Regions from separate parts of the Homo sapiens genome. Here region 2 is linked to region 1. A link is an interaction called in ENCODE POLR2A ChIA-PET data of the cell type or tissue named here. Cell type or tissue: MCF 10A. All regions are shown on one strand. Links, peaks and the distances in the headings refer to the core of each region. The heading gives the core; the rest is flanking DNA.

What was found. ChIA-PET counts read pairs that join two places held together with the same protein. Peaks named below come from ENCODE experiments on the same cell type or tissue, not always from the same donor. Only the 100,000 strongest peaks of a DNase experiment are listed, where the experiment ranks them.
Region 2: POLR2A ChIA-PET joins it to region 1 with 5 read pairs; 2 of 35 experiments call an interaction of 5 or more read pairs at or near these places.

The regions. Positions count from the first base shown.
Region 1 is chr5:31,919,254-31,924,636 of GRCh38, forward strand. All of the region lies in intron 2 of PDZD2 (PDZ domain containing 2), which reads left to right. It overlaps LOC107986346 (mitochondrial import receptor subunit TOM7 homolog), which reads left to right and starts at 4,044. Exons shown (of 1, transcript XM_047417968.1): 1 at 4,044-4,486. The coding sequence starts at 4,114. The coding sequence ends at 4,281. RefSeq lists an enhancer at 3,702-4,201. In MCF 10A, for the core only: no CTCF peak of the experiment used is centred there; a DNase peak (open chromatin) is centred at 2,948.
Region 2 is chr5:32,150,512-32,155,894 of GRCh38, forward strand. All of the region lies in intron 1 of GOLPH3 (golgi phosphoprotein 3), which reads right to left. Among named protein-coding and RNA genes, the nearest start is that of GOLPH3, 21 kb to the right of the region's middle. In MCF 10A, for the core only: no CTCF peak of the experiment used is centred there; no DNase peak of the experiment used is centred there.

The sequences.
Region 1 (5,383 bases), core at 219-5,218:
GAGGAAACTGAGGCATTGAAAGATTCAGTTATTATTCATATGGCTAGTGAGCAGGAATGCTAAGTTTAGCCCCATAGTTGTTTAACTGAAGCTCATTGTCTTGTCTTTTTTTTTTTTTTGAGACGGAGTCTCGCCTAGGCTAGAGTGCGGCGGTACGATCTTGGCTCACTGCACCCTCTGTCTCCCAGGTTCAAGCGATTCTCCTGCCTCAGCCTCCCTAGTAGCTAGGATTACAGGCACACGCCACCACGCCCAGCTAATTTTTGTATTTTTGGTAGAGACAGGGTTTCACCATGTTGGCCAGGCTGGTCTCAAACTCCTGACCTCAGGTGATCTGCCTGCCTCGGCAACCCAGAGTGCTGGGATTCAGGTGTGAGCCACAGCGCCCGGCCGTCTCTCTCTTAAGACTTAATTTTTTTAGAGCAGTTTTAAGTTCAAAGCAAAATTGATAAAGAAAAAAAAAAGGAAAAAAAAAAAGGCCAGGCACAGTGGCTCACACCTGTAATCCGGGTTATCGGGGAGAATGAGACAGGAAGATCACTTGAGGCCAGGAGTTTGAGACCAGCCACCTGGGAAATATAGTAAAACCTGTCTCTAAAAAACAATTTTTTTTTTTATGAACCAGGCGTGGTGGTGTGTGCCTGTAGTTTCGGCTGCCTGGGAGGATGAGGCAGGAGGACTGCTTGAGCCAAGGTCTTTGAGGCTGCAGTGAGCTATGACTGTGCCACTGCATTCTGGCCTGGGTGACAGAGCAAGACCTAGCCTTTTAAGTTTTTTCTGGCCAGGGGTTTTGGGAGGCTAAAGTGGCCTTCTTGAGCTCAGTAGTTCGAGACCAGCCTGGGCAACGTGACAAAACCACGTCTCTACCAGAAATACAAAAGTTAGCCAGGCATAGTGGCACGCACCTATAATCCCAGCTACTCGGGGGGCTAAGGTGGGAGAATTGCTGGATCCCAGGAAGTTGAGGCTATAGTGGGCTATGAGCGCGCCACTGCACTCCAGCCTTGGTAACAGAGTGAGACCCGGTTTCAAAAATAAATAAAAATAAATAAATAAATAATTTTTTCTGAGCGAAAGATAGAGATTTCCTATATATCTCCTTTTCCCACACATGTACAGCCTCCCCCATGATCAACGCCCCCCCCCCCCACTGGGGTGGTGCATTTGTTAAAATTGATGAACCTCCATTGACATCTTATAATCACCCAATGTCCACAGTGTACATTAGGGTTCGCTCTTGGTGTTATATATTTAAAAAAAAAAAAAAAAAAGTCCAGGCACTCTGGCTTACACCTGTAATCTGGGCTATAGGGAAGACTGAGACAGGAAGATCACTTGAGGCCAGGAATTTGAGACCAGCCTGGGAAATATAGTAAAACCTGTCTCTAAAAAACAATTTTTTTTTTAAACGAACCAGGCGTGGTGGTGTGTATAATGACACACCAAATGTATAATGACATGTATCCATCATTATCATACAGAGAAGTTTCACTGCCCTAAAAATCCTCTGTGCCCATTTTTCCCTTTTTCCCTCCAACACTTGGCACCCAGGGATCTTCTTACTGTCTCCATAATTTTGCCGTTTCCAGAATGTCATATAGTTGGAATCATACCACAGATGGCCCCTTCAGATTGGCTGCTTTCACTTAGTAACATGCCTTTAAGTTTCCTTCATGTCTTCGTTCCTTAGTAGCTCATTTCTTTTCAGTGTCATGTAATACTCCGTTGTCTGCGTGTGCCGCGGTTTATCTAGTCACTTACTCAAGGACATCTTGGTCATTTCCAAGTTTTGGCAATTATGAATGAAGCTGCTGTAAACATCTGTGTGCTCACTGTCTTTTCACAAAACATTCTGTCCCCCTTAAGAGGTTTCATGGAGGACTCACTTAGATCCTCTGTGACAAACGGGACATGGTCAAAGCCTGGTGCCAGAGAAGAAAGAACATAGGATTTGTTATCAGGCAGATCTGATTTGGTTGGGAATTTGAATCCCAACTCTCCTCCATCTGTGATTTAAAATCCTCAATATTCTCTGCCATTAATGTACAGTGCTCTATGAAGCATTTAGCCTTCTGTGGGCACGCTGAAATTCATGTGTGAACTATGCTCAAATGGTTGTACAGGTAAAAAAAAACTTGAAGCTCTTAAGGCCGGGTGCAGTGGCTCACGCCTGTAATCCCAGCACTTCGGGAGGCCAAGGCAAGTGGATCACTTGAGCTTAGGAGTTCGAGACCAGCCTAGGCAGCATAGTGAAACCCTGTCTCTTCCAAAAATACAAAAAAAAAAATTAGCTGGGTGTGCTGGTCTGCCCCTGCGGTCCCGGGTACTCAGGAGGCTGAGGCAGGAGGATCGCTTGAGCTTGTGAGGCAGAAGTTGCAGTGAACCAAGATTGTGCCACTGCACTCCCACCTGGGTGACAGAGTGAGACCCCATCTCAAAAAAAAAATTTTTTTTTTGAAGCTCTTGAGCCGAATATCTTTTCTTACAGAGTCTGATATTCTTGCTACTTAGATTATGAAGGCTTTTTGCAAACTTTTTTTCATAGGTCATAGAAAATTTAAGCTTTAGTTGGTCAGTGCTGGGAGGATTACACTTTCTTAGTTAAATACAAACCAGAGAGGCTTTGCCCTAGTGCCCGCCCTCCTCTGAGGTACTAGAAGTACTAGAAGTTCCACACTTTGGCTGTTGTTGTTACTACCAGAATTTGCATTGTTACAGGCCAGCCAGCCACATTCTTGTGTCTTTTGTTTTCAAACTGTTTTAGATAGAGTTTAAGACCTGGAAGTCACCATTGCCTGATTCCCATGGGAAATCTCCTCCAATTATTTAGAGAAAATTCTTCTTGTGGGAAAAAAAAGGGGAAACAAATAACTGATTGTTTAGAGGCTCATAGAAAGAAATTTCCATATATGACCCAACTTCCTTGCCAATGTTTCGGAAAGCTGTGGTTTTGTGAGTCAAGTTCCTACTACCACAGAATGGACGTAATTCCAAGAGAGGATTCTTCATGGTAAAGATGAGAAATACCTTGAAAGTACAGCTCTGAGCCCAAACATGTCATTGAGCGTAATGTGGTTTTTGATAGATTTCTTCCCTCCACAGGCTACGCTCTTAATCTTCCCCACTTGAATAAGAAAGACTTATATGTATATTTTTTTTATCATAATGGAGACTTAGTAAGCTTAAGGGTCTGTTTTTTGTTTTTGTTTTGTTTTTAAGAGGAATTATTTTGAGATCTGGAAATTACACCCTGAATGCAGTAAATTTTTAAAACTGAGCATCACTGGGAACTGAACGTTGCTACTGTTAAGCTTATGGAAGAGCAGAGGGAGACAAGGAAGGAAGGGGTTGATTAGCCACGGTAACTACTCTGAAAGACACACCTTTCCAGTTCAAAGAAGCTTCACTAGCCTTTTGTTTTGTTTTGTTTTTTGAGATGGAGTCTTACTCTGTCTACCAGGCTGGAGGGCAGTGGCTTGATCTGGGTTTGCTGTAACCTCTGCCCCGCCCCCCCCTCCGGGCTCAAGTGACTCTCCTGCCTCAGCCTCCTGAGTAGCTGGGACCGTAGGCATGCACCTCCAGGCCCAGCCGATTTTTGTATTTTTAGTTAGACATGGGATTTTACCATGTTGGCCAGGCTGGTCTTGAACTCCTGACCTCTAGCAATCCACCCACCTTGACCTCGCAAAGTGCTGGCATTATAGCCCCTGAGCCACCACGCCCAGCTCTTCACTAGCCCTTCAAAAATGCGCTTGCAGGCCGGGCGTGGTGGCTCATGCCTGAAATCCCAGCACTTTGGGAGGCCGAGGCAGGTGGATCACCTGAGGTCAGGAGTTCAAGACCAGCCTGGCCAACATGGTGAAACCCCCGTCTATACTAAAAATGCAAAAAATTAGCCAGGCTTGGTGGTGGGCACCTGTAATCCCAGCTACTCAGGGGGCAGAGGTTGCAGTGAGCTGAGATCGTGCCATTGCACTCCAGCCTGGGCAACAAGAGTGAAACTCCATCTCAATAAATAAATAGATAAGTAAAAATAAAAATAACTTCTCCCTTTCGGATTCCCGATGCGGTGGTTGCTGTAAGGGGTCCTCCCTGTGCCACACGGCCATCGCCATGGTGAAGCTGAGCAAAGAGGCCAAGCAGAGACTGCAGCAGCTCTTCAACGGGGGCCAGTTTGCCATCCACTTGGGCTTTATCCCTCTTGTGATTTACCTGGGATTTAAGAGGGGTGCAGATCCTGGAATGTCTGAACCAACTGTTCTGAGCCTACTTTGGGGATAAAGGATTATTTGGTCTTCTGGATTTGGAGGCAATCAGTGGACAGCATGAAAGATGTGTGCTCTGGCTCGGATAAGAGATGGGACATCATTCAGTCACTAGTTGGATGGCACAAGGCTCTTCACAGATGAACCTGTAGCAGAGTGGAACTTGTACTAACTTATGATAGAATGTATCAGAATAAATGTTTTTAACAATGTTAAAAAAATAAAAATAAAATACACTTGCAGTAAGTCACAGTGGCATGGGGTATTTGTTGAATGCACACTCTGTACAGGTGCCTGGACAAGCACAACATCAGTGACTGCCCTTGACCACTTCGGCACACTGGTGAGAGTCAAGCTTCAAGCTTATTCCCCTGTCAAATGAGAAGAACACTAGAGTCGTGTCTCCTGCTTCTGACCCACCTGGGCTGCACCTCCACACTCGGTGGCGTTAAGATGCACCACACTCAGGGGAGTCATTAGGGAGGAAACAGCCACATCGCCTTGAGTTTCTGAAAACCAAATGAATGGCAGTGCTTTCACTGACAATGACAATTCAGTGCAGTAAAGATAAAATACAAAGAGTTGGAGCTTCCAAACTCTCCCCACAGTTCCAAGCTCTCCCCACAGTCTTAGTGGAATTGCGATGGGCCTTTGGTCTGCTGGTCCAGTTAATATGCTCCAAGTAGCATAGGCAGCAGTCTGAACCCAAACCCACTTGGCTGCCGTCCTTCCCAGAATGCCTGTTCCGCAAGCCTGCCATTTGGCTTGTTCTCCCTGCTGTGCGGTGCCAATTAGGTGGACTGTGCTAGAATGTAATTGTCTCCAGGTACAGCTACTGTGAGGAGTAGCCCACTTTCCTTTTGTCCATGATGGGGAGAAGCTTGGAACTTGGGCCAATGTCAAGAGTAAGAAACCAGCTTTGAGGCTTTCCTGAAGACGCACTTCTTCTGAAAAATCGCTCCTGATTCCCCCAGCCCATGGTGATAGGTCCCTGTGGAAACGCTGGAGTCCTCACTGCCTTTATCCATCACTTCACGTTTGGCGTGTGTTGCCTCGTAGTGGTGGGAATCTTTTCATCTGGATACTCTTCATCTTCCCAGCAAGTTTATGTGGCGCAT
Region 2 (5,383 bases), core at 132-5,131, 230 kb after region 1:
AGATTTAAAAGTCTCTAAAATTAAAATGATGTCACACTGGCACATGAATAGACAGACCAACAGAATAAATTCCAGAAACAAACCCAAGAACATACTGAAATCAAATACAGATTGAGTATCCCTTATCCAAAATGCTTGTGACTGGAAATGTTATGGAGTTAAGATTTTTTTTCACATTTTGGAATATTTGCATTATACCCAAATCCGAAAATCTGAAATCCAAAATGCTCCAATGAGCATTTTCTTTGATTCTCACGCTGGTGCTGAAAAAGTTTTAGATACTAGAGCATTTACAATTTCAGATTTTCGAAATTGGGATTCTCAATCTGTACACGATAAAAATGTCATCACAAATCAATGTAACATGGAAAGATGAACATTTTAAACAAACGTGTTGGGACAACCAGATAGTCATTAGGAAAAACATAATTGGATCAATTCCTTATTATACATCAATATAAATTCCAGATGGATCAGAGGCTGAAATGTAAAGTGAAATAACGTAAGTACTAGAAGACAAAATAAGAGTGAAAACCTTTATAATCTGGGAGTGAAAGAAAAAACTTCCCAGCTATTCTCAAAATCTAGGAGCAATAAAAGAGACTACCCATTTTTTTGGTAAAGTTTGCAGGGTAAAAATCATAGCAAAGTCACTTATATCACAGATAAATCTCTAGTATACAATTAGTTCCTAAAAATAAAGTTGCTTTTTTTTTTTTTTTTAATATTTTGAGGCCAGGCACAGTGGCTTACACCCGTAATCCCAGCACTTTGGGAGGCAAAGGCAGGGGGATCACCTAGGCCAGGAGTTTCAGACCAGCCTGGTAACACAGCGAGAGCTGTCTCTACAAAAAATGTTTTAAAATTAGCTGGGTGCGATAGCACATGCCTGTAGACCTAGCTACTCGGGAGGACTTGAGCCTGGGAGGTTGAGGCTGCAATGAGCTATAATTGCACTTACGCACTCTAACCGGGTGACAAAGCAAGATCCTGTCTCAAAAAAATATATATTTTGAAATATTCAATTTTTTAAAAGGTAACAGATGATGAAGTTCACAGAAGAAATGGAAACTGCTAAAACATACCAAAAGATGCTTTGTCATTCATAATAAAAATATACATTTAAAATACATGAGACCTTAACAGCAAAAAGAAACCCACCTAATTCAAAAAAAGGCAAAACATGTATATACAAACCATGAATTTGGATAAATATAGTATATGCATACAAGAAAACAGTATTCAGTCTTAAAAATTAAAATTCTGATACACAGATCTATGTAAAATTCTGATACATAGCTACAAAACATGGATGAACTCTGAAGACATTATGCTAAGTGAAATTAGCCAGTCATGAAAAGACAAAATACTCTATGGTTCCACATATATGGGGTACCTAGAATAGTCAAATTCATAGAGACAGTGGTTCCCAGGGACTGTGGAGAGAAGGAAATAGTAGCTATTGTTTAATGGATAGAGTTTCGGTATGAAATGATGGAGAAGTTCTGGAGAGGGATAGTGGTGATGACGGCACAGTGTGAATCTACTTAATGCCACTAAACTGTACCACTTAAAAATGTTTTAAATGGTACACTTGATGTTATGCATATTTTACCTTTTTTTTTTTCTTTTTGAGACAGAGTCTCACTCTGTTGCCCAGGCTGGAGTGCAGTGGCACAATCTCAGCTCATTGCAACCTCCACCTCCCAGGTTCAAGTAATTCTCCTGCCTCAGCCTCCCAAGTAGCTGGGACTACAGGCGTGCGCCACCATGCCCGGCTAATTATTCTATTTTTAGTACAGATGGGGTTTCACTACGTTGGCCAAGCTGGTCTCGAACTCCTGACCGCGTGATCCGCCCACCTCAGCCTCCCAAAGTGCTGGGATTACAGGTATGAGCCACCGCGCCTGCCCCCCCCAGCCTTTTTTTTTTTTTTTAAACTACATGAAATCATGCTTACCTATCAGACCGGCAAAAATCCAAAAGCTTGGCCGGGTGCAGTGGCTCACACCTGTAATCCCAGCACTTCGGGAGGCGAGGCGGGCGGATCACTTGAGGTCAGGAGTTCGAGACCAGCCTGGCCAACGTGGCAAAATGCTGTCTCTACTAAAAATACAAAAATTAGCTGGGCGTGGTTGCATGTGCCTGTAATCCCAGCTATTAAGGAGGCTGAGGCAGGAGAATCGCTTGAACTCAGGAAGCCAAGGTTGCAGTGAACCAGGATCACACCACTGCACTCCCACCTGGGCAAGAGAGTGAGACTCAGTCTCAAAAAAAAAACAAAAACAAAAACAAAAAAAAAACCCAAAAGCTTGACAGCATAGTTGGCAAAAATGAGGGAAACAGGCATTCTCATAACTATGATGGGAATGTCAAAATGACACCACTTTTACTGAGGGAAATTTGGGGATCTAGAAAAATCACACATAGATTTACCCTTTAACTTGACAATTCTACTTCTAAGGAATCCACTATGAAGAAACAGCCCCATAAATATGCAACAGTATATGCATATGGTTATTGTGATATTATCTGTAGGAGCAAAAGTTTGGAAACAACCCATAAATCCATCAATAAGGGACTGGATGAATATACAAAGATATATCTACCACATAATGGAATACTACAGAACCATAAAATATTTCTAAGTAATAGTGATAGAGAACAATCTTTAGAATATAACATGTAAAAAGCAAGGTGCACACAGTGTATGTAGTCCATTACCTTGTATATGAAGGAGAGGAGCAATGATATGAATATACGTATAGTTTTGCTAACAAAATATCAGAAAGATAAACTCTAACTTTTCAAGAACTACTAATGGGGGAAGGAAAGAATGAGGTAGAAGAAAGATGGAAATGAGACTTTTGAATATAACTTGCAATATAATTATATGCACTGAAAACAGAAAAAAAAAAAAAACTCCTGAAGAATGAAAACAACCGTATACTACTTAGTGATAGAGCCACAAAGAAAAGCTATTTTAACTTTAGAATACAGTATTTTGACTGCACATTCTTAATAAAAATACTACAAAGAAATTGTAAGCCAAACTCAAGTCAATTAGTAGTAATGTTGACATTTTTATTTTGAAACTGTTTTAATACAAGCGGTAAGCCAATGCAAATATTTGAAGAACCAAAATTTTCAGTAAGAAAAAAGATAAATATAAAACCCAGTAAGTTAAATAAAAATCTATAATGTTAAACTTGAACCAAAAACCACGTAAACAGATTTTTTTTCCTCTAAAATGTTTGCTAGCTCTGTCCCTTGAGGAAAATATATCCTATCTCTGTATACGAAAGAGTCCTACAAGCAGTAACAACTCAGTAACACTGAGTACACCCAGTGTACTCACACCAGAGTGTGGTCCATTCCCCACCAGATGGAAAACAGGATTCCTTGAAGGAATGACTGATTATAAGTCTGAAACAGGAAATGTACGAGTTGAGTCCAGGACATTGTGTTGGCCTTGCCAAAAAGCAAGAAATTATCAAAGGTTAATAACCTGTATCACAAAGAACACTGAAACCAACTTAGAAAATAACTCCCATAGGCTAAAAGTGAGACAATTTAAACATCAAGAAGAGTAATTAATATAAGTGAATGAAACACAATGAATATATATAAAACCGCAAGTCATAATTTTAAAAAAGAAAAGAGCCCATACCTCACTAGATACCACTGGAAGTAGCTAAGGCACAAACTCCTAACCCAAAACTTAGTAATTAAAATGAAATTAAGTGTTTATCCTGCCTTTTAAGTGCATAAAATGCACAGGATTATAAAGGAAACCAAATCAGTCATCAAAATATTAAAAATGAATTTGTGATATATGTGCTTTATTAGCAGATTAAACAAGTTCTAGTGGCAGATCTAATAACTATTATAATTCCAATGTAGTAGTGAGCAAAGACAGTATTCTGAGATATCTGCAATAACTGTGATGTGATATGAAAGTATCTCTGGTCTCTCTAGTGGTGACAAACTCACAGATACTATTAATACTTCTTTGGCTTGTGGCCTACAATTATAGTTGATGTAGATGTTAACTTTCAGGTATAGGTCACTAAAAATAAATTAATTTTTCCCCTCTCAAATGTTTCCTGAATTCTACAGTGACCCCAAGCTAAGAATCCCTAAATTAGATGAAAAGTAGGGGAAATTTCCAACAGGCAGATAGGTCTGTCACCAAATGAACTCACTGGTCTTCAAATTCTAAAACCAGACACTGGATGACTCCTGATGCAATGAACATGAAAACACATAGGATTATCTAAGAAGTCATCTTGGCTGGGTGCAGTGGCTCACACCTGTAATCCCAGTACTTTGGGAGGCCAAGGCGGGCAGATCACGAGGTCAGGAGTTCGAGACCAGCCTGGCCAACAGGGTGAAACCCTGTCACTACTAAAAATACAAAAATTAGCCAGGCGTGGTGGCATGCGCCTGTAATCCCAGCTACTTGGTAGGCCAAGACAGAAGAATCACTTGAACCCAAGAGACAAAGGTTGCAGTGGACAGAGGTTACAGTGACCCAAGATCGCACCACTGCAATCCCGCCTGGGCGACAGAGCAAGACTCTGTCTCAAAAAAAAAAAAAAATTAACGTTCTAAAATGTATTATGGTGATGGATACACAACTCTAAATACACTAAAAGTCACTGCATTGTTACCTTTTACTTTGTTTTTTTAAAGACAGGGTTTCATTCTGTCACCCAGGCTAGAGTGCAGTGGCTTGATCATAGCTCACTGCAACCTTGAACTGCTGGGCTGAAATGATCTGCCCACCTCAGCCTCCTGAGTAGCTGAGACTATAAGCAGGCACCAGCACACTCGGCTTTTTATTTTTATTTTTTTAGCAATGGGATCTCACTACGTTGTCCAGGCTAGTCTCAAATTCCTGGCTTTAAGCAATCCTCCTGCCTTGGTCTCCTCCAAAGTGCTAGGATTACAGGCATGTAATCCTGGATTGTACTGTTTAAATAAGTGAATTGTCAATTAAATCTCAATAAAGCTGTTACCAAAAAAACTAAGCCAAAAACTCCCCTTAAGCATTTCAAATGACTAAAGAAAGCCCTCAGCTTTCTGATTTTTTTAATTAGCAAAAGAGTAAGGCTATAGACTACATGTTTGTGTCCCCCCAAAACTCTCATGTTAAGATTCTAGCCGGAAGCGGTGGCTCATGCCTATAATCTCAGCACTTTGGGAGGCCGAGGCAGGCAGATCACCTGAGGTCGGGAGTTTGAGACCAGCCTGACCAACATGGAGAAACCCTGTCTCTACTAAAAATATAAAATTAGTGGGGCATGGTGGCGCATGCCTGTAATCCCAGCTACTTGGGAGGCTGAGGCAGGAGAACTGCTTGAACCCAGGAGGCGGAGGT